Linked DNA regions of Mus musculus: region 1 is linked to region 2. Evidence: chromatin loops called from intact Hi-C (ENCODE). Cell type or tissue: left cerebral cortex. All regions are shown on one strand. Each heading gives the region's core, and the rest is flanking DNA. Links, peaks and the distances in the headings are about the cores only.

The links. Peaks named below come from ENCODE experiments on the same cell type or tissue, not always from the same donor. Only the 100,000 strongest peaks of a DNase experiment are listed, where the experiment ranks them.
Region 1: a loop joins it to region 2, with 14 times the contacts of the local background. A loop is called at or near these places in 32 of 42 quality-filtered maps.

The regions. Positions count from the first base shown.
Region 1 is chr12:10,432,020-10,443,922 of GRCm38, forward strand. No RefSeq gene overlaps it. Among named protein-coding and RNA genes, the nearest start is that of Gm38407, 8.4 kb to the right of the region's middle. In left cerebral cortex, for the core only: a CTCF peak has its summit at 6,180 (motif pointing left); a DNase peak (open chromatin) is centred at 6,176.
Region 2 is chr12:9,563,158-9,575,060 of GRCm38, forward strand. It overlaps 1700022H16Rik (RIKEN cDNA 1700022H16 gene), which reads right to left and starts at 7,428. Exons shown (of 4, transcript NR_045488.1): 1 at 7,363-7,428; 2 at 7,049-7,226; 3 at 2,337-2,412; 4 at 2,079-2,234. It overlaps Osr1 (odd-skipped related transcription factor 1), which reads left to right and starts at 11,285. Exons shown (of 3, transcript NM_011859.3): 1 at 11,285-11,585. In left cerebral cortex, for the core only: a CTCF peak has its summit at 6,905 (motif pointing right); a DNase peak (open chromatin) is centred at 7,013; H3K4me3 peaks cover 771 bases.

The sequences.
Region 1 (11,903 bases), core at 1,197-9,196, 870 kb after region 2:
TTGGAGACATAAATCAGTTGGTTAAGTAAGAGTATGTTACTTGAAGAAAAAAAAAGGTGAAGATCGAAAGCTCACTTTTGAACTTGTTACTGGAGAGACAAAGACAATTAGATCTCTTGGGTTTGTTGATCAGCCAAATTAATTTACTTGGTGAGTACAAGGCTACTGAAAGACCTTGTCTCAAAAAACAAAACAAGCAAACAAAACAAAACAAAACAAATAATGGTACCCAAGAAACAGTACCCAAGGTTGTCCTTTGAACTCTACATAGACTCAAAGCAACACACACACTAACACACACACTCATACACATTCATATACCAACAAACACCCAAAAACACATATTCACATACAGGTAACACATACACACAGCCACACACCAACACACAGACAGACAGACAGACAGACAGACACACACACACACACACACATGTACTCATACACTTAAAGACACATAGAAATACACCCTTACATATACATACCCAGCAGTTAAGAAGACAAAACACCCTGAAGAGGAGAGATTTGGCTCTCAGAACCCACACAGCTGCCTATTACTCTAGATATAAGGAATTTAATTTCCTCTTCTGACCCATAAGGGTTCCTGCATGCCTGTGGTACTCACACATACACTCAGCACACACACACACACACACACACACACACACAAAAGACAATAAACAAATAAAATAGATAAATAAGTAAATTTAAAAACACCCCTCTCATTTTGTATATATAACTGTATGAATATTAGTATTTAATTATTTATAAAGTCTCTGGAAATAAATTACTTGCATAGAAAGCAGCATTTCTATACCCCACTCAGAGATTCTTAGAGGCAAGGCCCACATTGCATGTGAATAATCTATGACATCCAGTCCGTCTCTCACTATGCCTTCCCAGAGCAAGGTCTAGGGTCCATCCTGGTGTTCAACCCAGAGAAGTTTCCAGAATCCTTAGCCCTTGTCACTTGGTTTGAGGTCTACAAGTTGTATAACACCCACCTCATCTATAATCCTTACTCTAAGCCCAGGGATAGATCTCAGATAATAGGACTCATGGTGAGGGGCACAAAGTACCTGGTAAAGACAACAAGAGCTCAAGTCCAGGGACTCTTTGGTGTTAAAACCTCCAGGAAGAAAGGTCTGCATCCCTAGACTTGGTGATTTCTATGTGCTTCTTATGCTTTGAAGAAAGATCCAGCGCCTGGCCAGGGTTTGGTTATGACCTTAAGAAAATCAGGGTCACCCTTGATCCTTGGCCTTTGGCCACTTTTCTTTTTTTTTTTTTTCCATTTTTTATTAGGTATTTAGCTCATTTACATTTCCAATGCTATACCAAAAGTCCCCCATATCCACCCACCCCCACTCCCCTGCCCACCCACTCCCCCTTTTTGGCCCTGGTGTTCCCCTGTACTGGGGCATATAAAGTTTGCAAGTCCAATGGTTTGGCCACTTTTCTGTCCAGCTTTTGAGAAGGGTCCCTCTTTGAGCCTCAGTTGCTTTGCATACAAAATGCAAGTTGCCTGAAATTATTTCAGAAATGTTATCTTTCTCTATGGGAACATAGAAACAAAACAGAGATTGGCTATCCACTTTTCTGGAAAAATATTCTATAAGTCTTATCAAACCCACCCTAGAACTTCCTTCCTCTAATACTTATCCCTGCCCCCCGAGATTAAAAACACCCATAGACATTTCCTCTGCCTGCTGCTTTATGAGTTGAGTATAACAGAGAACAGGGGGAAAAAATCTCTCTCTTTTCAGGGCTATCCTCTCCTCTATCTCCATGGGTATAAAATTTCCTCACCATAAGGAAATACTTATCTCCAAAGGATACGAGGAAAGTTCAGGAGATAATGGATTGTGTAGCTGCCAGCAAGGGAGAAGGAGAGTAGAGAGAGTCACCCAACCCCATGGGAATCACGTCCAAGACAGGACCAAGATGGGAATTTTAGGAGGAAGTATGGAACTTCACCTTCCTGTCCTCCTACCCTTCCTCCTCTTCTTCCTCCTCCTCTTCTTTACTCAGTTGGTTCCCTGACTTTATTCTGATTGCTGGAAAATTCTGGAGTTCAAGACTACAGAACCTCCTATCTGGACAGTTCCTTCAGTGTTTCTCTATCCAACATTCCTTTGAGATAACTGACAGAATTCTTCTAATTATTTTATGTTTTCCCCACTGAAGCTGTTCCAGGGTATATGCTGTTAGAACTAACATTTTTAATATTAGAACTTTGTTCCGCTGAACTCATTACATAACTGAGGGAAGCTGACCTGGTACTCAGCTGTGTAATGAGTTCTTCTTGTCTGTACCTTCCTTGTTCTGAGGTTGAAGGTGTATGCCACCATGTTCACCATCCCATAAGGATCCAGAACAAACCCGTTCATATGGAAGGATCTGAGGTCATTAGCTGTTACTGCAGGGCCAGATAATATCCCCTGCGTTTGTAACCTCAACAGTGAGGTAACACTGATGGGGTAAGGGCAGCTACCAAGCAGGAATGCTTATTCAGGGACCATCACTTGTTTTCTGTTAGTCCTTCTCAGTGAATGGACATCCTTAGAGAGTGGGGTCTCCTAACTATCTCCAACAAGCATAGCAAAGCAGGCCACAAAGAAAGAAGGGGCAGAGCCATGGAGGTCTTTCCATGAAGTCTATTGAGAAGGGTAAGGTGGTCTGAATCCAGGCTGCTTGGTCCCTAATTCAACTCACTCTCTTCCAACCTCTGGAAGCAGGAGAGGGGAGTTTGAAATGTTCCTCTGTTCTTTCTCATTCTCCATCCTAATACTTCTGCCTCTGAGTAGAAATGAGATGGATATGCATTTTTTTCTGCCAGTATCTTTAGCAGGCAGACATTCAAGAACAAGAAAATCCAGTAGAAGAAATGGTATGCACAGGACTGTATATGAAACTCTGGGACATGTACATTCAGGAGGCTCAGCACCATGTCTGAGGCCAGGTGTGAACATAATGTTATGGGGAGAAAGAAGCAAGATAGCTATTGCCAGAACTAGAGAGACTTACATTTCAGGCTTAGGAGTTAGTCATTGTTCAGGAGGCAGTGCAAATCCATGCCTCTTACTGGAAAAATGACTCTGAGTTCTGACTACACTAACCAAGGACACCACATAAAGTGCAGTAGGTGCTGGAGAAGCCAACTTTAGCATCCTCTCCACATTGTCTATCTATGAAACATTTCATACTGGAACCCATGGGTTTCCAAATGCAATCACCTTACACAGTTAACATGAATAGGGGGAATCTGCAATTAATGATCAAAGATTCAGAGTTGATAGAACAAAAGTAGCATCAAACTTAGAATGAGACCCACCAGTGGGAATTTTAGAGTCAAAGACTGGACTTAACTGTAGGGGGAAGTTTTTAATGCTAAGGTCCTGTTCCCCAATTGGTTCTTGTTCTGTCAGTAAAGAAAGCCTGGGCCAATTGCTGGGCAGAAGGTACAGATAGGACTTCTGGGTCCCTGGAGGAAAAGGCAAAGGCAAGGAAAGAGAGGAAGAGTTTTTGCCATGCTTTGGAGGGAGAAGAGTGCAGCAGCCATGTGAGGTCTCTGGAGGAGCTTGGGACTGTGGCCATTGCTACAGGCAGGGTTTCAGGGATGTTTGGCAGAGGCTAGATGGGACTAGCTATTGAAGTTTAGAGCAGGTGGGAGATACAGAGCCCAGCAATTGTGAAGTGGGCCCAGCAACTGTGCCAAGTAGGCAAGTTGAAAACGAGCAATTGTCTCTGTGCTTTTTATGCAAGGACTCAAGGGAACGTAATCATGCTTTTCAGGAAGATCACAGTAGGAAGTGGATGACACCATTCTGAGAGCAGGGCAGAGCATGGCAGGACCTCAGAGGCAACCTGTGTATGTGAACTTTGTAACCTTTACCATACGAGAAACATCATGAACCTTGTTTCAATGGTGGAACATTATTCAGCTACAGAGGCTACCAGGCTAGCAACACAAGGCTTTTGAGGGGATAATGAACTGCTGTGAGGACAGCATGAACTCTGTCATGCAGTGCACAATGCAATTCAGATAGCACTTCCACGTGACACATGGTTGGGAGAGTCAGCAGATGCTGTTTGTCAAGAGGATGCATACGTTTTAGCTTAAGAAACCAAGCTTGTCCCATGAGTCAGTTAGAGATCAGACAAGCCTTCCCTCTGGTTCCATCATCACTTCATGATTTTACATGTGCGGGGGGAAGATATAAGAACTGACCAGTAGTTTATCGGTATGCCCTCCTCGTGGAGAAGCCCGCTCTGATCATCCCTGAGTGTGGCAATCAATGAGGCCAGCAGTTCTCAACTTTGATGATGCTGTTACCCTTTAATACAGTCTTCAGATTTTGGTGATTCTTCAACCATAATATTATTTTTGTTGCTACTTCATAACCAATTTTGCTATCGGCTGTAAATCATAATGTAAATCTCTATCTTTTTCTGATGGTCTTAGGTGACCCCCTGTGAAAGTCATTCAACTTCCAAAGGGGTCATGACTCACACATTGAGAACTGATGAACTAGAGTGACAGAATTTACTTCATCCAAGATGGTCAGGTAGAATGATAAGTAGAATTATACTTTGGCTCTATGACAAGATATCAATATCAGGATTATTTGGGCAAATTTGAGATTTCATATCCTAGCAAATACTTGTCTCTGTCTTCAGTATCTTTTAAGTAATAAAACATAAAAAGTAGATCGAAAGATACAAATTTGTAACCCAAAAGACAGCAGATACTCATACAAGTGGGGTGTGTGTGTGTATCAGAGACAAACTTTGGCATTATACTTCAGGCTCTATCTACCTTTTAAGGGAACATCTCTCATTGGCCAGCGACTCATCAGGTGGACTAGGCTGGCCAAAGAGTGCAAGAATCCATCCATTTCTTTCCCTATCCCCTAAACACGGGCTTACGTGTTCATGCCACCATGACTGCCTGATGAGTTAGGGGACCCAACTCAGTTCCTCACGCTGGTGAGACAATCTCTTTGCTGATAACACTCTTTCCAGCACCCCTCAAAGTGAATTTCTATGGCAATGCCTTGAAATATAAGAGTACCTGCCCTCCAGCCTGGTATAGATCCCACCACCTCTATGATCTCTGAGCAATCCCACTGTGTTAGTCCATGAACAATACATGCTTATGTATACTTTGTCTAGACCAAACACACTCCATCAATCCATTTTCATTCCTGCCTAAACTATCAACATTTGAATACATGGCCTCTACTCTACAGCAAGTGCAGTGGGATGGAAGCTGAGAATTACTGTATGTTCCTCTTCCACTTCCACCTCCTCTATCTCGAGTCTAATTGCTTTGAGGCTGAGTTATAATTAATGTCTTCCCCAGTCTTCAACGACTGGCTTTGTGGGGACTGCTGCATTTCTAAAGAAACAGCCATAGGCAGGGGCACATGTCAGGTAGTTAGTTATTGTACTCCTAAGCCCCACCAGGTAGCTGAAGCCCAGAAACTTGTGCAAGGCCAGGAAGTTAGTGACAAGGCTTCTGGGGAGAACTGAAGCTATCTAGGAGGCTTCAGGAGAGGACTGGCCCGCTTGATCCAAGGGCCAAAGCTACATCCCCTGTCCTTGAGGTCTTTGGTTTCAGACCCTGCCCGAGAGAACAAAGGAGATTTCGGTTGTCACATTTCTGCAGCCCTGAGCTGCTCTGTTTCCTAACTTGGCTGCCTTTCCCATGTGCTGTTTCCCATCAAATACCTCCCCCCTTCCCCTCAGATGATTGGTTGAAATTAAATATCCTAAAATTACACTCAAAGGGGGGGGGGAGCTAATACGAAATTTTAATCAAAATACAAGCTTAACAGTTCCCAGTCTTTGAAATGTGAAGCAGACATGGGGTCCGTGGAGATGTTCCAACATGTCTCAGGTGTGAAGTTAGCCAATGGAAGGTGCAATGCAGGATGTATTGAGGTTTTTTGTTTTTTTTTTTTTTTAAACAAAAACAGAACAAACAAACAAAAAACAGTGGGATCATATTTCCATTTCCACAGTGGACATGACTGGAGGGATCGGTTCCTCCCCCCAAAAAAAGGAGGCTTGGGTTCTTCTTCCCATACCCATCTCCATCCACAATGGTTTAAAGTGTTTTGCGAAGGACCAAGAAAGGACCTCACTGAAAGAGGCGGACATGGGCGCCCTCTGGTGGACGCAGCTCCGTTAGCCGTCACAAGACAGCATTTCTTCCTGGATTAACTCTATAAATAGACAGATGATTTATTAAACAGATTTGAGGCTCATTTGAGGCACAGGGCCATGATTGCTTCGGGGCTCAAATAAGGGAGTGCTTAGGACCACTCTTCTTCTGAAGACACCTGGACTTACTTAGCATGATCTACATTGCAAGTGCACTGGACACTGCTGGCTCCGTTGCTCCCAGCCAGGAGATGCCAAATTCCTCCTATATAAAAGGAGCTTTAGTAACTCAAGCAAAATAAGCACACTTTCCCCCCACCTCCTTCCCAGAGACTAAGGCGGCAGGGTTGCTGGGAGGATACACAATACCTTGTTACAAACCATGTAATGTTTTAAAAAGTATCTATCTGACAGCCTTGGCTAAAGCCAGATCTTCTATCTCGATTACTTCAATATGTCAGGTCCATATCGCACCACTGCGTCCAGGCTTTCAGAGCCAAGACCTCTGTTTTGTCCAACCTTTCCATCTGGAAGCAATGAGCTTAATATTCTGGCTCTCCCCCCATAAAAGCTATGTCACAAAAAAGTAGCAGCCTGTGAACTGCTCCCCTCCCCCAAGACACACTGGGACTCCTCATTCCCTCTGTGCTCTATTCGGTTACACTGGAAGACCATCCCACCTTTCCCCTCCCCATAAACCAGAATCCGCCTGTAACAGCATAGTACCAGGAGAGAAGGAATGAATTGACAATCATTTACACTTTAATCCCACTTTTGACATTTTGAGAGATGCAGCTTAAAATATACTTGAGGCTTAGGGACTCCCTCTGTCCAGCTGTGTTCACTAGAGAAGAGACATCCCCGTTCATGAATTCTACTGCTTCTGGTGTCCAACTGGAAACCCAGATTTAGAGCCTATTTTAGGTTGTGTCTCACACTGACTCGAGCTTTTCCTTCCATGTTGAAAAAGGTCACCACCACCACCACTAAGTTCCGTGGCTGGCAGTTCAGTGATAACGACCTCCCCGTTCTATGTGTTTGGTTCATGTATTCATTCACTTTTATTTGTGTTAGGTTTTTGATCTAATGCCTAGCCGCTTCTTTTGTGTGTCCTCTGTTACACTGCAAAATCACATGGGTCTCTGGTTCCTAGTGCTCATGTTGTGAGGACAACCTAGGCTCTTGGGCAGTTAAGTGGGTGGTCCCCATAAGCTGCTGCTGCATTTGATTTCTTGGGTGATCATTAAGCCCAGCTAGGTGCTGGTCATTCTAAACCTATTCACTGACAATGGTGGAAAGCAAAGCCTGGGAATGTGCATGCGCCGTCAAGTCCCCAAGAAAAAAACCCATTTACTATGCATGTTAGAAGTCAGGACGCTAGAAGAGCTAGATCAGTGGCAGCAAATGATGAAATGGGGAAACCACGGGCCTTGCCTGGAAATGATATAACGCTGCTGTTCACCCTCCAGTGACTCCGAGCCCTGGAGTTCTGGAAGATTAGCGGAGCTGGAAATCACCCTCCTGCTGCGCTCCCTGGGCTTTGGCTACTTTTCTGTTCTCCTTCAGCTGGAAGCTGCGAGGGGCAGAGGTCAGCTTTCCTGTGTTGAATCTTTAGGGACAGGCCTTTGGATCCTGGGAGAGAATTGAAAGATCAACCCATCCCAATCCCTTGTTTTATACGAAGGACACCTCACTTGAAGGGAGGGGGGCGGAGTACATTGCCCAAGGTCATTCAAGCCCTCAATTTATTTAGGCTAATTCGGGAGACATCCATTTGGGAACAAGCCAAGCCCACATTTGTTAAGGACCTTAGTCTGCAGTGTCCTAAAGCCCCTTGTATCCATTCACATACACAAAAGAGTGTTTAAAAGTGCTCATCTGAGAGCCATTACATAGGCAGGGCTTCCAGTGGCCTGACTCCACAGGCAGTATGCACAAAACCTGTTTCCTCAAATGCTGCCTGCTGCACTGGAGTTAACCTCTTTTTTGGCAAATTAGTTCATGACCTGGGAACAGTTGAACGAAACTGTAGGCACATCAAGAGGACGTTATTTGTGTTCTGCCTTTTTTTAGACCAAGTCTCTGATGTGTTTATTTGCAAGCTTGGCTCGTGGTTCCTATCCCACTACTTACAGTTAATCCCATGTTTTCTTTGAGCTACCTTTAAATCCGTGTCAGATGAAAAATACTGCCTGATTCTGAAGAGTGTGGTATTATGAAGGAATCCCACGGTTTATGATCTCAGATTTATTGTCACATGTATTTAGTTCTTGTTTTTCTTTTTCTTTTCTCTCCTTCCTTTTTTTCCCCCTCCCACCCCTCTTCAGGCTTAAGTCAGCTGAAAAGGTTTTACTGTGAATTATGAAGATGCAAGGATGGAAGACGCTGTATAGTGTTTCCTGGAGAACTTTTTGTTCTCTAAAAAGGACGCTGGTGCAGAGAGAGCTCCCCTGAGCTGCAGCCTTTGTAGACTGTTTCAAGGGACAGGAACCAAGTCTCCTTCATCTTGTTGTATTATTCCTGACACTGTGTTTGCCATGCAGGGCTATTCAGCGAGTATGTGTAGGATTATGGTTGCCAAAATAAGCCTACAGTCAATGCCCCATGTAGCTTGTCATTGCTACTACTAAAATGATTTTTAAAATTTTCCCTCATTTTCTTAGTGTTTATGAGGCAAAACCAATTTAGTTTCAGGGGGAAAAACCGAGTAATTTTATTTTAAAAGCAATTTAATACTGAATTAAATATTTAGGAGACGACTCAAATTAGATAAATACACACAGGATCTGATGTTCCTCTTTACCACTTATTAAGCAAATGAATGAAAACTGAAGGTTGCATTTTCCAGTGGTGTTTTAAACAAAGATAAACTTCATATTAGAATCATTGTTTTGTAACCATTTTAGAGGCTTCGATGAGTTGACCTTTCAACTCTGAAAGGTTTTTAGCAGGATTTGACACCTGGGCACTTCTAGAGGGTTAGGGACAGCAGAGAGAGCCGAAGTCACAGAGGCATCTTGAGCCTTAGCTTTCTGGTTTCATCATCTTTAAACAGTTGTGGGTATGCCTTGTGCCAAGGATGGAAGGCAAATGGAGAGAGAATGTGGTGTCATCGCAGGTACCTTCATACTCATGCACCAGTTTCCCCAATGCCGCACAGCTTACCCAAGGATGAAACGTGAGGGTATACCAAATGCTTTCCATTGCTATAAGGAGGCCTGTGGCCTGACTTGAGTCATCTAAGGATTATTTTGAAGCCACATAATGCACCATGTTAGAAGGAGGAGAGGGGAGGGGGAGGAGGAGGAGGAAACTATAACATGAAGGTCTCAATCTCAGTGCCTTCTTTGATGCTGAGCAGAGCATCTGGCTATTCTCCATACCTGTGAACATCCTATGAATTGTTCCGCTTCCTGGGAGCCCTTCATAACTCCAGTCAGGCTGATGATTATAACCTCCAGAGCCAACATGTGCTTCCTGCCATCCAGCTGAACAGAATGTGGGTGTTTTCTAACCTTCAACAGATCCGGAGGTCCTTGCCTGCCCCATCATGCCTACTGCCTTCTGTGTGAGTTATCCATACATTGCTCCAGAAAGGAGGTGGCTCGAATATATTGAACAACTTAGTCATGTTTCAAGAACCTGTGTGGGCAAGTTCTTAGCTGACTTCTGAACTGCCAGTACATTTTGTGATCTTTGTCAAAATCCTGAAAGCTTCCTAGAGATGCAATTAGACTTTATTAGGTAGATTAACAATGAAAAGGCAAATAGCTTGTATATTCCATTCTTCTTTTCTAGACTTTGCCTTCTAGGGTTGGGGTATTTAAGAGGCCTCCACTCTTGCAGGGTTCTATGAATCCTACTTGAGTTCACACTAAACAAGCTCACATTCCAGCTTTGCATATACAATGTCCTTTGTACATCTCAAAGCACCTTTCACATCGGAATCGTCCATCAGACATTAATAGGACAGAGACATTACCCCACAAGTTCACTGGACAATTAATATCCTGGAATGTGAACGTCAAATATACACATCCTGAGATTTAATCTATAAACAGAGCCCCAAATGTCTAGGACCAGGAGATGTGTTTATGTTTCTATAACATCTTGGAGCAAGAGATGTGTTGCTTCCACAGTGCTCAGTGGGCCTATCTCTATCACTGACCAGTGACATTCTTTCAACAGCAGGAAGGTAAAATCGGATATTTTACCTGAACTTTATATGTGCCCTGTGGTTGCTCTGAGGAATGGAGTTCCATCCAGCACTTACAAGTAGCCAACAAGCCTCCATCAGAGTTGTCTTTAAGGCCAACAATAGTGCAGTCATGGTGGCTTGAATTTCTCTTTGGCTACCTCCTCAAGGGATCCGTGGAGTTGAGGGGATGTTGTCTTCCCTTCTTCTAGGAAGTACTGGATACCGAGTTCCAGCCTTTTCTTGTTTTGCTGTCTCAAGGTTTCCAGCTCAGCTGTCAGCAGCGGTGCCTTCAGGACATCAAGTCCAAAAGAAAATTTGAAAAGAGTTCTCTGACATTTCTAAAGAATCAACATTTTGGAGAGACTGTGACAGGAAGAGTGGTGCAGAACAAATCATTTCCAGCTTCATCTTGTCCCAAAACCAAAATCTAGCTCCTCTCCCCAACCCTGTGAGGAAGCAGCTGCTGTTCTTTCTTTTTTCCCCCTATCCAGGCTATTTGAGCCTTCATTACTAGTCCATGGCCAGAAGACTTGAACAAAGAAAGGAAACTTGTTATTTCAAAAGGATGGAGAGGAGAAAAGGAGCAATGAATCAAGGAACAGTGGTTGGATCACAAGTGTTACCTTGCCTTAGCAGGTAACAGATTTCCTTTCTATGAAGAAGTGGTTCAAACTACCCATTATAGTGCGCATCCCAGCTCTGGGAATGTAACCATTACAGTGCACATCCCAGCTCTGGGAAGTGTTTTGTTTGGCTCCATCAAAGTTGACCTTGAGAGTCTTTGTAAAACTTAAGCATGCATGCAGCACTAAGAAACTATTTGTACACATCTGTCCTATAACACTCAGAGTGAAACTTATCAAAGCTTGGGGGATGACATTACGTCTTGGTGGCAGTGTGATGGCATTATTTAGATAAAGAAGGATACAAAAGTTTCACTACTGATGCAATGAGCCACATTGTTACCTCTGTTTCTGCATCTCTCCATATTTTTGGTTGTCCAAGTCCTGTGCGCACACCCTGGACACCAGTACCCAATGTAGTATATATGGCAACAAGGAATTGCAATGTATGTGTCTAATCTTTAGTGGAGCACGATTTCCTGTTCACCATGCTTTCAGTCCATTGACCTGTTGGGGTCTGTTTGCACTGGATTTTATAAGCATCCCAGGTATCTGCTTTAATTTTTAACCTTCAAATATATCTGTCCTCCTCAGTTTTGAAGAAGACAATGGGAGCTATCAGGCTGCAAATTTTGTGTGAGCCTAGGGCTGGTGACCCACCCAGTTACTCCAGCACATTTCTTCTGGTCAAGTCTCCTTTGCCTTTCCAAGGCATATGCATTGACACCCTGCCAAGTGTGGACACTCCATAGTTAGTATCTCTTTCTGTTCTTCTATGATCAAAAGAAACTTAGTCTCCTTAAAAATGCTGGAAGTTCCCTATGGAGAAAGAAATATTATCATTTCTCTCTCATCCTTTTGCACTCATGGCTGACAGTTTCTCTGACCTCAAGGGCTCTGCTCACAATCACTAATCC
Region 2 (11,903 bases), core at 2,008-10,007:
GGGAACAATACACTTCGAGTGGCTTTACAATTGATCATCAAAATCGGGACAGTTTTGTCTGGGACAAATGCTAAATTAGACAAGATGCCAGGGAAACAAGGGTGAATGAGGACAATCACAGCAAACTGGGACATACAGTCCCTGTGACAGTCAGGATATTGCCAGGAAACAAGCCACACTGGGCATCTCAACAGAGAGAAATTGATCTGAAAATTGGCTTGATCAGATGATAGAGTTGTAGCACTGGGAGGGGGCATGGAGGGCACCAATGTCAGAGTGAGGGACCAACGGTGTGGCTTGGTGTTATCAGAGCCTAAAAGCTCAGAAGGTAGACACTGCAGAAAGCATTCGACTGAGCCTTGAGAGAGGAGGCTTCCAGCGCTCAGAGTAAGAAGTCTAGAGTGTCTGGGACAAGGCATTGACCACTAAGTGACAGTAACGTAATGGGGCAAAGGAAGAAGTTGCAGACTGGAGCATGTTGGTGATGCTGGGTAAAGGCCCATTGCTATAGCAACCTGGACAGAAATGGGAGCAAACTGCCTTCTAGTCTCCTCTTCATGCCCCCTCCTGCATGTCTAGGAGTTTCCAGGACTCCAGTTATCGGAGAGCATAACTGATTAGCATTGGTGTGTGTATATGTGTGTGTACAATATTAAGATCTATCTGTCTATCTATCTATCTACCTACCTATCTGTCTATCTAATAGTATTGGTCTTAAAAACAGTCCTGATTTTGAGAATGGATTCTTCCCTAAACACTGTTTGGTTGAAGAGGTAAACTGGCATTGGAAGAGGCAGTTAATCTCTTTATGCCAGAGGCTACAAATGCCAGCACATCAGTCACAAAACCATAGAACATGTGCACTTCCCATTTTACAGATGGGAAATGGGAGTTTCAAGTGGATAAGCAGCTTGTCCAAGACTGAGCATCAGAAAAAGACAAAGTCAGGATGAGAAACTTCCTACATGGTCTCAAAACCCAATGTTTTCTACCATGTGTTGGTCTACAGGAAGGACGTTGTTTCCTCCCTGTAAGGAGACTCTGGACAGAGTGACTATATCTGGGCTAACCCTGGAAATCCAGGGCTAGTGACTGTTGCTGAGTAGTGGCCTCCTGAAGTGAACACTTAGGTCTAGGAAGACATCTATCCTTTGTTTCCATGCAGCCAGATTCAACACCTAGTGATTTATTCCTGTTGGAAATGACTTCACTCCCATGGGATGGAACCAGGACTTAGTCTGAATGAGCTGGCCATCTCTTGGAGGAAGCATCTTGCTATAGCAACCCACAGCTCCGTTGTTTGATGTGAAGGGTGTGTTTGTGTCTGTTTGCTCTTCCATGACTTTTGGTGTCTTATAAAGTCAACCTTTCTTGACAAGGTGACAATTTTTGGATAATGGACCATTCCAAAACAATTGCAAAGGCAAAAATTACTTTTTGGCTGAATCAAGTCTCTGGGTTTAGCTGGCAATGGAAGCAAAATGTACTTGTATTTTCTGGAAATGCTGACACTGAGATAGGACCTTACTGAGGAATTCTTCAAGGCCCAAGGGAGCTGAGAAGATAAATGCTACCAGGCGGCTTCGAGTAAAATTCAAAAACAATACAATGTCAACTTGAGATCATAGGAGGCTGCGTTGAGTGTGACAGAATGCAAGGGCAGCGACTTGGTCTCCAGACAAATGAGGATGTGGGTAATGGGTGATGGCACTACAAATGCTTTGAACGAAGCCTGAAGGGAAGGAGTTGGCTCTCCCTGGCCTGCATCCCCAGCTCATCACCAAGGAAGAAGGAAACACAGGCCTGGGTTTGGCAGCATGCCCTCCCCAAACCCCCTGTACCAGACTTCACAAGGTTTCCCACGAAGCTTGGGAGGGCCAGGTATGGGTTTCTTCTGCCATGTCAGTGTTCTTGAACAGACAGCTCTGGGGCCCTTTTGGTAAGTGACTTGGCTGAAGCCACACTCTTGCCAGCATGGCAGCTGTTACCACTTATACCAAGAACATCTGGCCTGAAGATTGCAGTAAAAGCGACACTTGTCTACAGAAGAAAAATGTTGAAGTATACATTTTGGACATGAAGAAATAAGTAATGACATTTAATGTTTTCATAAAGCTGCTACAATGAACAGCAATCATCCAACCCCCAGGCGCAGGCATACTTGCATCTGTGCATCCTTGTGTGCCTACAAGGAGCTCCTCACCAGAAGCATCATTGCAGAATGTGGTCTTGTCCTATTCAAACAGAGTAAACAGAGGCCATTGGTGAGCCAGCCCTCCCTTCAAGATTTAAATCACAAAACTGGGGAGAGTGTGGTGAATTCAAAGGCCACTCACCCATTGCAGGGAAAGCTGGTTTCCAGTTGCAGCTTTGTTGCTGGATGAGTCATATTTTGGGCATCAAAATTCTCAACTTTGAAATGGGAATGTCAAAGATGATAAGTGTAAGTCTCCCCCCAGCATTTTATATACAGAGTTTTAATAGTGGGAATTCTACCATTTCTCTGCTTAAACATGATTCTTTCCAGATACGCCTCTTAAAATGCGCAATCCCCTGATGTGTTGATGGCTGCCATCCCCACCTCCCTCAAACTCCAAATAAGAAGGATGGTTAGAGAGATGCAGCTGAATACACCAGGCTCTTAGATGAGAAGATACACCCAGGGAAAGAGAGACAATGCCTTCTGGACCCTACCCAGACCACAATACCCTCAGACACTTTTCATAGCTAGGCTCTCAGTTCTTTGCCCCAGTTTAGGCACCTTCTACATTTGATTGTAAAAATATGAGGTGAAAGAGATGGAATGCACTCACTGTAACTGACTTCCTTTTTGTTGGTAGAGCATCAACTGGCAATGATATAATAAACACTATGAGTTTGACAGAGATCTGGAGGATCCAAGAGACAGCACATTTACAAGCATGATTTCCAAGGCATCAATCCTTTGCATAATCGTAACACTGCTAATTAGCAATGCCTCCTAAATTTAAAAATGATACTGTGCCAAGATTAGTATGAGTCTTAACAATGCACAGACATCAATGTCTTACATGTAACTGTGTTAAGTGGGTGCCTCCACCAAGAATCTATGAGCCAGTATGCTAGGATGCAGGAGGGAGGGTGGAGCAGGTCTCATTGTTCACAATTCCCATTGAGCTCTGGCTCATCTCTGGCTCCTACAAGTTTAGAAGCCTACCATTTCTCACATAGAAGTTTCTGATCTTTCTCAGGGACTCTTTGCTCCAGCAGCCTGAATTCCAGGTACCAGGGATGGGGCAGGCCCCTTGGGAGAGAGCCAGTCAGGTTGATGGTCAAGTGGCATTGACTTGCTGTAGGACAAAGTATAAGTGTGAGCAGGTTTAGAGTACATACTTCTCCAAGAATCTTTGTGTTGGTTTTTTTCCTAAGTGTTAGTATTTTTATTTCTCCTTCCTATTATACTCTAGAAATGGACAATGAAGCGGGACTAATGCCTGGGCCAAGGGATTGGAACGATTTGTACTGTAATGTCCGAGCGCCTACCTATGGCTACAACGCTTGTACTGTAATGTCCGTGCGCCTACCTATGGCTACAACGCTTGTATTAACATTCAGATTCTGGAAAAGTAGGTCTGAGACAGCCCATGCTGATGTATCCCTATCATTTGCCAGATAATGCTGAAGTTCCTAACAGACCACTATGAGACCAGGGTGTTGCCATTAGGAACTTGGCTTTGGTATCAAACATATCTGGTTTGATTCCTAACTACAGATTTTCCTAGCTATGTAACTTCAGGAAAAGCTGTATACTATCTCTTCTCAGATCCAAAGGGAGAAGAACCACCATGCTAGGTTTCTTAATTTGCTTAAGAGAATTCACCAAACTCATGTGGGACTGGAGTGCCTGCCCAGCTCCATAAAGAAGAGAGTCTGTGTTGATACTGCCCTCTGGGGCTTCACTCCACTTCTAGAAGCCGGCTTTGTGGTCTGGACCCAGCCACCACTACAGCCACAGCAGGGCCCTGGTTCTTACTTGTTTGCCAGTAAGAAGAGTGACCTCCCGCTGTAAGCAGCACACAGAGCAAACCTGTTTCCTCCAGGGACCTTGTATCCAAGCTTCATGACCAAAGTCACTCAGCTGGTGTTAGCGACTGGGCTTACAGGCGTTTTCTGTCTTACTGGGGTTCCTGGACAGCTGTACCAAAGCCATTTTTATAAACAGTCCCATAACCACTGTGTGTGTGTGTGTGTGTGTGTTGTTGTTGTTGTTGTTGTTGTTGTTGTTGCTGACTGGGATTTTATTAAAACAAAATTGGAAAGTACTGATCACCAGATTGCCATTCTAAGATTGCTTCTTAGAATGTGGCTAGAAACAAACCTGGGTGTACTGCCTCTAAACAACACTCTTCCACTAGTAGGCAGTGGAGTTTTCGAGTTGAGGAACTTAACAACCTTTTGAAGAAATCCATGTTCAACCTTTTTCTTTCATAGAAACAAGATAGTTGGCAAGAGGTATAAGATGTTGCCAGAGACAGCCGTGCTTTTTAATCGAGTTAACTTTTCAATCCTCAGGACGTTCTTTGGGAAGACCTGTGTGCCTGCAGGACTGTGGAGGACCCATTCCAGGAACATCGATGCTTGCTAGTGGACAAAGCTGTGCTTGTGTGCTTGGCGGGCAGACTCTGGGGCCCACTTCTGGCTGCTTGAATCCAAAGTGCTGAAGATGTGACCTGGGGATTGCATTCTGACAAACTCCAAGTGAGTTAGCCTCAGGAGATTTTTAAGAAGCATTTTCCTAAGTCTTTAACATTAGCTCTCAAAACTCTCACCTCATTGAACTGCTCTTGGCTCAACAGCCAGGTGTTAGGCCATCACTACTTATCATGTCTTTGGTGCCAAGCTACTGAAGACTGGCATATCCTGTGTTAGACAGCCTGTGCTGCGGACACCCCCAAACAGTGAGTCTTTGCCACCAGTGCAGCGTGAGCTCTTCTGTCATCCCTGTGAGCCTCGTGGTCTTTTACAACTGTCCCTGACTACCAGAAACTTAAGATGAACACTTCCCATTACAAGGCATGGCTCTTTTCCTTTATGTAAATCCCCTAGGACATGTGTTACAGTCTGACTATCTAGAAAATGAAATTGAGACTCCTGTAGCTCTTTTATCTATAATATACCAGTTACAATAATTAGTTTTAAGGTTTTTTTCTCATTTCCTTATTGCTAATCTATCAAGTGCAAACTAATACTTAAATACACCCAAAGAGCACAACGCATCCTTTTGGATAAAACACACACACACACACACACACACACACACACACACACACACACACACTAACATATTATCTTTTTTATATTTTGTATTTGCTCAAAGTGTTTGAGCAGTGGTTTGCTCTCTAGTGAAAAGATTCTCTGTAGGAAACTGGGTTTGCTATAAGCAAATGGATTTTCCTGGAGTCATCAGAGGAAATGTGGCTGTTTGGAGCTGGTACTCTGATACCAGTTTAGACCATAGAGAAGGGATGGTTGGTTTTTGTGGATGGTTAACATACTGAACTGAGTTTTCCTTATTCAGTGTTCTCAGTTCTAACCTGATGCCCATATCTACCCAAAGCTGGTATTCAAGTTCAAGTCTCTTGATGGAGGAACACCACACGTAAAACACTGCACCAGAGAGGATGATTTCCAAGTTTCAGAGGGCAGCAGCTTCTCTTTAACCTGGGTCACCACTCTGGTGGCCTGGCACCTCCTCAATATGGCAGCATGGCCTACAGAAGTTTCCCTGACATAAACACAAAGGAGACCCAGGCACGTGGTCCCCTTCCACTGGGTAGGTAATATTGTTGAAGCACCAAGATTAAGCACTTTGAGGTTTTGAGTGACTGGGGCAAGAGCTGCACATATGATAGTGTCCTGAATCATCTAGCTGAGGTCAAATCCCTTGGCATCCTTTCCTGAAAGTTGAAGATGAGGAAGACATGGCTACACTCTACTCCTTAGTGGGGCAAAGGTAAGGCTAGGTGCCAGGAAGGATGGATCTTCTTGATCTGGAGCAGGGCAGAGCATTGATCTTTTCCTTTCCAGGGCATGTCCATCTCTGCAGTGTTGCTGTTGTTGTTTCTGTTGGTAGTGGTGTGTGTGTGTGTGTGTGTGTGTGTGTGTGTGTGTGTGTGACTTTCTCAATAATTTGCTCCAAGGAGTAAAGTACCATGATCTTTTAGACCTTGTGTTTCTTTTGTAGCTTGGGGACTGTCTAGAGACTTGTTTTCATAGAGAATCTTAGGGTTTCTGTGTCCAGATCTCTGTCAGAGAGCCTGTGTGTGGATAACAAGAAAAAGAGAGGGTCCAATTAAAACACTTTTGGAGAAGTCAACAATGAAAAGGGATGCAAATAGGAGAGACTAAAGCACAAATAGCTTCAAGAATTTAGGGGAAATGGTTCACGGGAACAGATTCTCTTCCCGTTCCTGTGCTTCCTCAGAGTCCAAAACAGACCTGTGAGGAGGATAATGTGCTCCAGGGAGAACTGAGCCATGGTGAGAGAGTAAGAAGGAGGTAACCTCACCTCACGGTGCCTGGACAGAAGATACACACCCCAGTCCATCCCTGAGAACCACAAATCTTCCCCCCAGATCTTTGTTCATAGTGGTTCCCAAGATGAGAAGGCACTGGAGGCAGAAAATGCTAAAGACTTCAGATTATTAAAATAAATAAAATCAGAAATGTCTGATTTGATGCAAGGATGCACAAACCTTCGAAAGGGGTGGGGAAGAATTCTCCCTTCTTCTAGAAGAGTAAGAGTGCACGTGATTTTAAAAGAGTAATGGGAAATTCCGTGAAAACCACTCTGGTAAAAATAAAAAAAAAAAGGGATAGCTGAGTTCTTGGCTTTTCTAGGAAAGGAAACTGAGAGATGTCGCTTCCTCGCCAGCAGGGGGAGCGTTTTCTTCATGATTGCGTCGGGGAGCTTGGTTTAAAAACTTCGCAGCCAGACGTTTTCAGAGCCCCCCAGCCGGAAATCGCTGTGCAGGTAACAGCCCTCCAGTGTCTGGAAATGTTTAATTACCTCGAGCACTCCTTCCTTCGGTGCCCCTTGCAGGTCCAGTACGCAGCGCTGCGGGTGTGGTAGGTGATTCTAATCCAGGGTTCCATCCCAACTGCACACAGCTCAACTGCAACAACTTTTCTCCATCTTCTCTTGCTTTGTAAGACACTGGGTCTTTTCTGATGTGCTCACTTCCCACCTTGGAGGAAAGAACATTTCAGTTCCACCAGAGCGCAGGTGTTTGTGTGTCAAAAATGATTCTAATCACTCATTTTAAAAAGCTCTACTATGCCCTTCGCCCATATTTTGCACAAGTCATTATCTTTTCATTTTACCGAAGAGAGTATGGCCAGAGTTCGTGCAATCTCTTGTGTATATTCGTGTTTCCTTCAAAAAGAAACAAAGACAAAGGTATATATCCACGTAGATGCCCTGTTGTGACGTTTAATAATTAGAAGATGCTTAGACGTTCACAAGGAACTTAGGATGCGGGAAACGTCTGGGAAAAGGGTGTTCGCTTTCCCTTTCAGTTTGGGGACCGTAACTTGCCTGTCGCTGTCACAACAATAAACATCGACCTTAGCCACGGGCTTCTGTTCTCTAAATCCTGGCTACCTTGTAGATTTTCAGAGGCTGTAAGGTCTCAAACTTGTACATAAGCTGCATTGCCTACCTCTGAAATTTAACCCCTCCTCCTCCGAGCTGGATTTTGACCCGATTGACTATAATGGTTCCAGAGGAACTATTGAGCCATTACAGTTCATCATCTCAATGAGCACACGGGTAAAGCTAAATCCCCTCCCCTCGAGATTTAAAGGTTCCAATCTTGCATATGGGGTGGGGTGGGGGGGATAATGAGAAGACTTCCCTCAAGATGTCCACAAAGTAGTTGCAGGAAAGTTTGCTGTAAAAGCGACACTTCGCAAATATTAAGTAAATTCCACTTAGCAGAAAGAGATCACTTTTGTGTATCTGTGGAGAGGTACTGGGTTCAGAAACAAGCGGAGACCACCCAAATCATTTTTAACTCCAAGACAGGTTGTATCTTTTCTCTTCTGATTGGCAAAAAGGGACTGGGGTTAGGACAGGAGGACAAGTAGAGGTCACTATCACCTGGGCTAAGCCTGCGGGGTGCGGGGGAGGGAGCCAGGACTGGCAGCCACAGTAGTGTCTGCGAGGCTGAAAGGCTGCACTCCCTGTGGTTAAAGTTTGGGAGGAGTCTCCTGCAAAGCTGGGGGTCGCGCTTTGGCTGCACTCTACCAGGACCAGGATGCATCTGGAAGCAAGCACGCAAGGGGCCCAGGGCTAGAACTCTTCTTTCTGGAGTAGAGACCCTTTCTCCAGGTGATCAACTCCTGCAGAATCTGGAACTTTTTGGGCGTCCCTCCTGGAGCCAAGCAGCAGGCAGTGGCCAAGGGAGAGACTCAGAGAGGAGTAACCCGTAACCGCTGAATCTGGTTACCCTCTGCAGGCTCTATGCATGCCTAAACTATAGTCTCAGTCAGTGGAAGTTCTGAGAGACGGAGTTTGTGGACCCCAGCAATGAGGCGTGGGTGAGATAGGAGTTTCCTCTTCTTCACTGGGCTCTTGGGCTGATGTGACCAACAGCACCTCTGGGTACAGACTGTCTATGTCATGAAATAGGTTTGAAACACGACATCCTGGAGAATTTTAAACGAATCTAACTTCTTCAAAAAATGCCCATGTCTTCCTAAGTACTCTGAACCCTGCCCTCCATCCACTAGTTTCTGTCCAACCTAGTCTGGCCAATTTCTCTTAAACAGTTGGGAGAAAGATGCCAGCAGTTGCTCTCCTTAGCACAAAGTACAGAATGGCTGGCAGCTTCCGGGGCTACTGGGGCGTCTTCCCCCAAGTAACACCTAGAAGAAAACAGGACCTTGGATGGCCTCCAGGACATCTGGGAGCCATGCTTTACATGGGGTCGCTCACCAAGGGACTCACAGTGGGAGGGAGCACTTCTAGCAGCTGACCCAAGAAGCAATCCCTTAGTAACCAGGGATCTAAGCCCACTGAGGTGACCTCAGTCCCTGGGTACACAGCTATGCACAGTCCTGTCCTGCTTTGTTAACCAACTCCCTGGAAAGATCTGAGAGCCAAAGCCTGAGCTCCCAACCTTGCTTCATGCGCCTTCTGAGTCCTCTCATTTCCAGGACTTGCTTGAAGGCCAGGTCAGTTTTTCCAGGTAAAAGCAGAATTAAAAAATCTGCTTGCATATTCTTCACCTGGAATCAAAGCACTGTTCCACCAATGTAGGTAACCTATTCTCTCTCTCTCTCTCTCTCTCTCTCTCTCTCTCTCTCTCTCTCTCTCACACACACACACACACACACACACACGCACACACACACACACACACACACACACCTGGTGGAGGAGATGGGAGATGGTAAGGCTACTTTTTTGAGAAAGCCAAAAAGAATGATGAAATAGAGGACTGTGTTGCATGGACTCCTGGGGGATAAGGGGCTAGTGCATATATGTCTCAGGAGAGTCTGTACTTTTGATGTAGAGTTGTTGCTCTTCTCAAGTGTATATTAGCTAATAAGCAGAGGTTTTATTTTGTTTAACTCTTTTGGGAAATTTTGGCCCTTAGCATGGAAATTATCCAAGCTTTGCCTACTATGGGAACACATTGAGCCTAAGTGGAAGGAAGTCCTGGGATTCCTGACTGGATTTTGTTGCTGTGTCCCCAGCTATTGGAATGGGGTGACCTCAGCTCCCTCTGCTTCCAGGATCCTGCTAGTACTGACAGCTGCTAAGATTCCAGGCACATAGGCACACTTATGTGGGTCTCTTACTTGAACAGTAACCAGTGGGGTGCTGGAGGTGGGAGTGGGCTCCTGAGTAAACTATAGCCCTTTCTCTTGTTCCTTCCCTGCTCTAGCCAAAGTTAGCCAGAGTCTGGAAGCTATGTTCCATTCTAAAAGTTTGCGAATACCAAGTCTGTTTCAATTATGCAGGTGGGAGGAGGGATGTGGCCCATCCTCCATCATCACTCCCTATATTAGGAATCAAACTCCTGCTACCTCAAGAGATCACATGGGATCAGTCTTGCACAGTAAAGCTGAGGAGTAGGTGACTCTTCCAAAAGGACTGTTTCAATGTGTGAGAGTGGCACCTACTCCCCAGGAAGTGTGTGTGTGTGTGTGTGTGTGTGTGTGTGTGTGTGTGTGTGTGACAAGAGCCACTCTGCAGTAGTAACTTTGGGGCAAAGTCAGGAAGTCAGAAAACCTCACCATCTTCCATGAAAAAGCCAGGTAAGGCATTCCAGAAAGGTGGTAGGGAGGAATGACAGCTGACTGGGGTCAGCCTTAGGTCAGTTCCAGGGATCAATAGTAAAGAGGTATTTGGGGCTGTGTAAGAAGCAGACAGCAAGGATGTAGTTGTTCTAGGTCCCAACTCCCTCTACAAACTCCACCCAAACCAGCCCCGCAGGCCCAGGGGTCCCAGTGCCTTTAGCTGCTCTTTAAAACTCCCATCCACTCTAAAAAGAATATGTGATTGGAGCTTTAGAATGGAATTCCGGGGAGGTCTGCAGTTCAAGTAACTAGCTCTTCTTCTCCTCATACGCTCTGCCATGGACGTTTCTGTGGAACTCCACACCCCAGAGTCTGTGGTCAGCCATAGGCACTCGGATGTTATGGCTCGCGCAGTCAGTAATCTCTGTCCTTCCGCACCAGGAACCAGCCAGCTCTGCTAGAATCGCTGCCCAGGTCTCAAGCACTATTTGGTGTCAGGAGCGCTGCTCCACACCAGGAGTCTGTCACTTCTAGGAGGAAATCTTAAGAAGAGCGGCAGCGACTTTGTCAGATTACAAATTGAGTGTATGCCTAAGGTGCTGGTGTGGGGACACCCTAGGCTCCTATCCGCTTTCATAGGTGGTGCCACCATAGGTCCCAAAGCTCCAGAACAGAACTCCGAAATGCTCGGTTCTAGTCCTCTCTTATCCGTAAGATATGTTTCTTCTACTGCTTGATCTTATGTGTCTTAGAAACACACACACACACACACACACACACACACACACACAGAAAGTGTCGAGTGGGATTATCAGGGAGGGGACACCGGTCAGGAGAAGCAGAAGGCAGGCTAGCACAGCTGCCAAAGTCCGCTGCCCGGGTCAGCAAAACTTTGTTTCCCAATGCGCAGGCGCAGGCAGAGTTGGGGGGCAGGGGAGGGAGGGGAGAAATCGCACGGCAAGGGGAGGGGGGTTAGGGGGAGGTGGATTAAAATAAGTAGGCGGCTCGGTGCTAAGGGATGAGTGAGACGTAGCTCGGCCTCTCCCCAGCAAGTTCTCGCCGGCACTGGTTCAGATTCAGAAAGGGAGCCAGGAGCGAGGCTCAGCAGACCCCGGCGGGTAGAACTCCGGGGCTGTGAAGCGCTCCCGCGTGTCCGACTCTTGGAGTCACCGCAGCTACAGAAGCGTCAGAAGTCTAGTTCGCCAGGGGTGCCAGTCGGCTCCAGAGTCTCTGGTCACTCAAGTCCAGCGCAGCGACCCTCACAGACGCGCTCTGCCCTGGGACCGCGGCGGAACAAGGTAACTGCAGCCCTGGGGCGCCTGGGCTCAGCGAGGCGAAAGCCCGCAAGATTCACTTCTGGTTCCCTGTTGTAGCTGGTGCCTCCTCTTTTCAGTGTCCTCAAAGGCGGTTCTTTTGGCCAAAGGAAGGCTGCAAGATCTCCGTGAAAGTGAGAGCAGTTGCAACGTAGAGTTGATGGGGATGCTGGTTCAAAGACTTCTAACTCTGGGTCCTTGTTGGCCTCTGACCTCGGGAGGAAGGAAGGAGACAGAAGGGCCTGAGCCATTGAGTGCAGCCGTGTTTGGCTAGCTAGAATTCCAGTATTCTAGTAAGGTGCC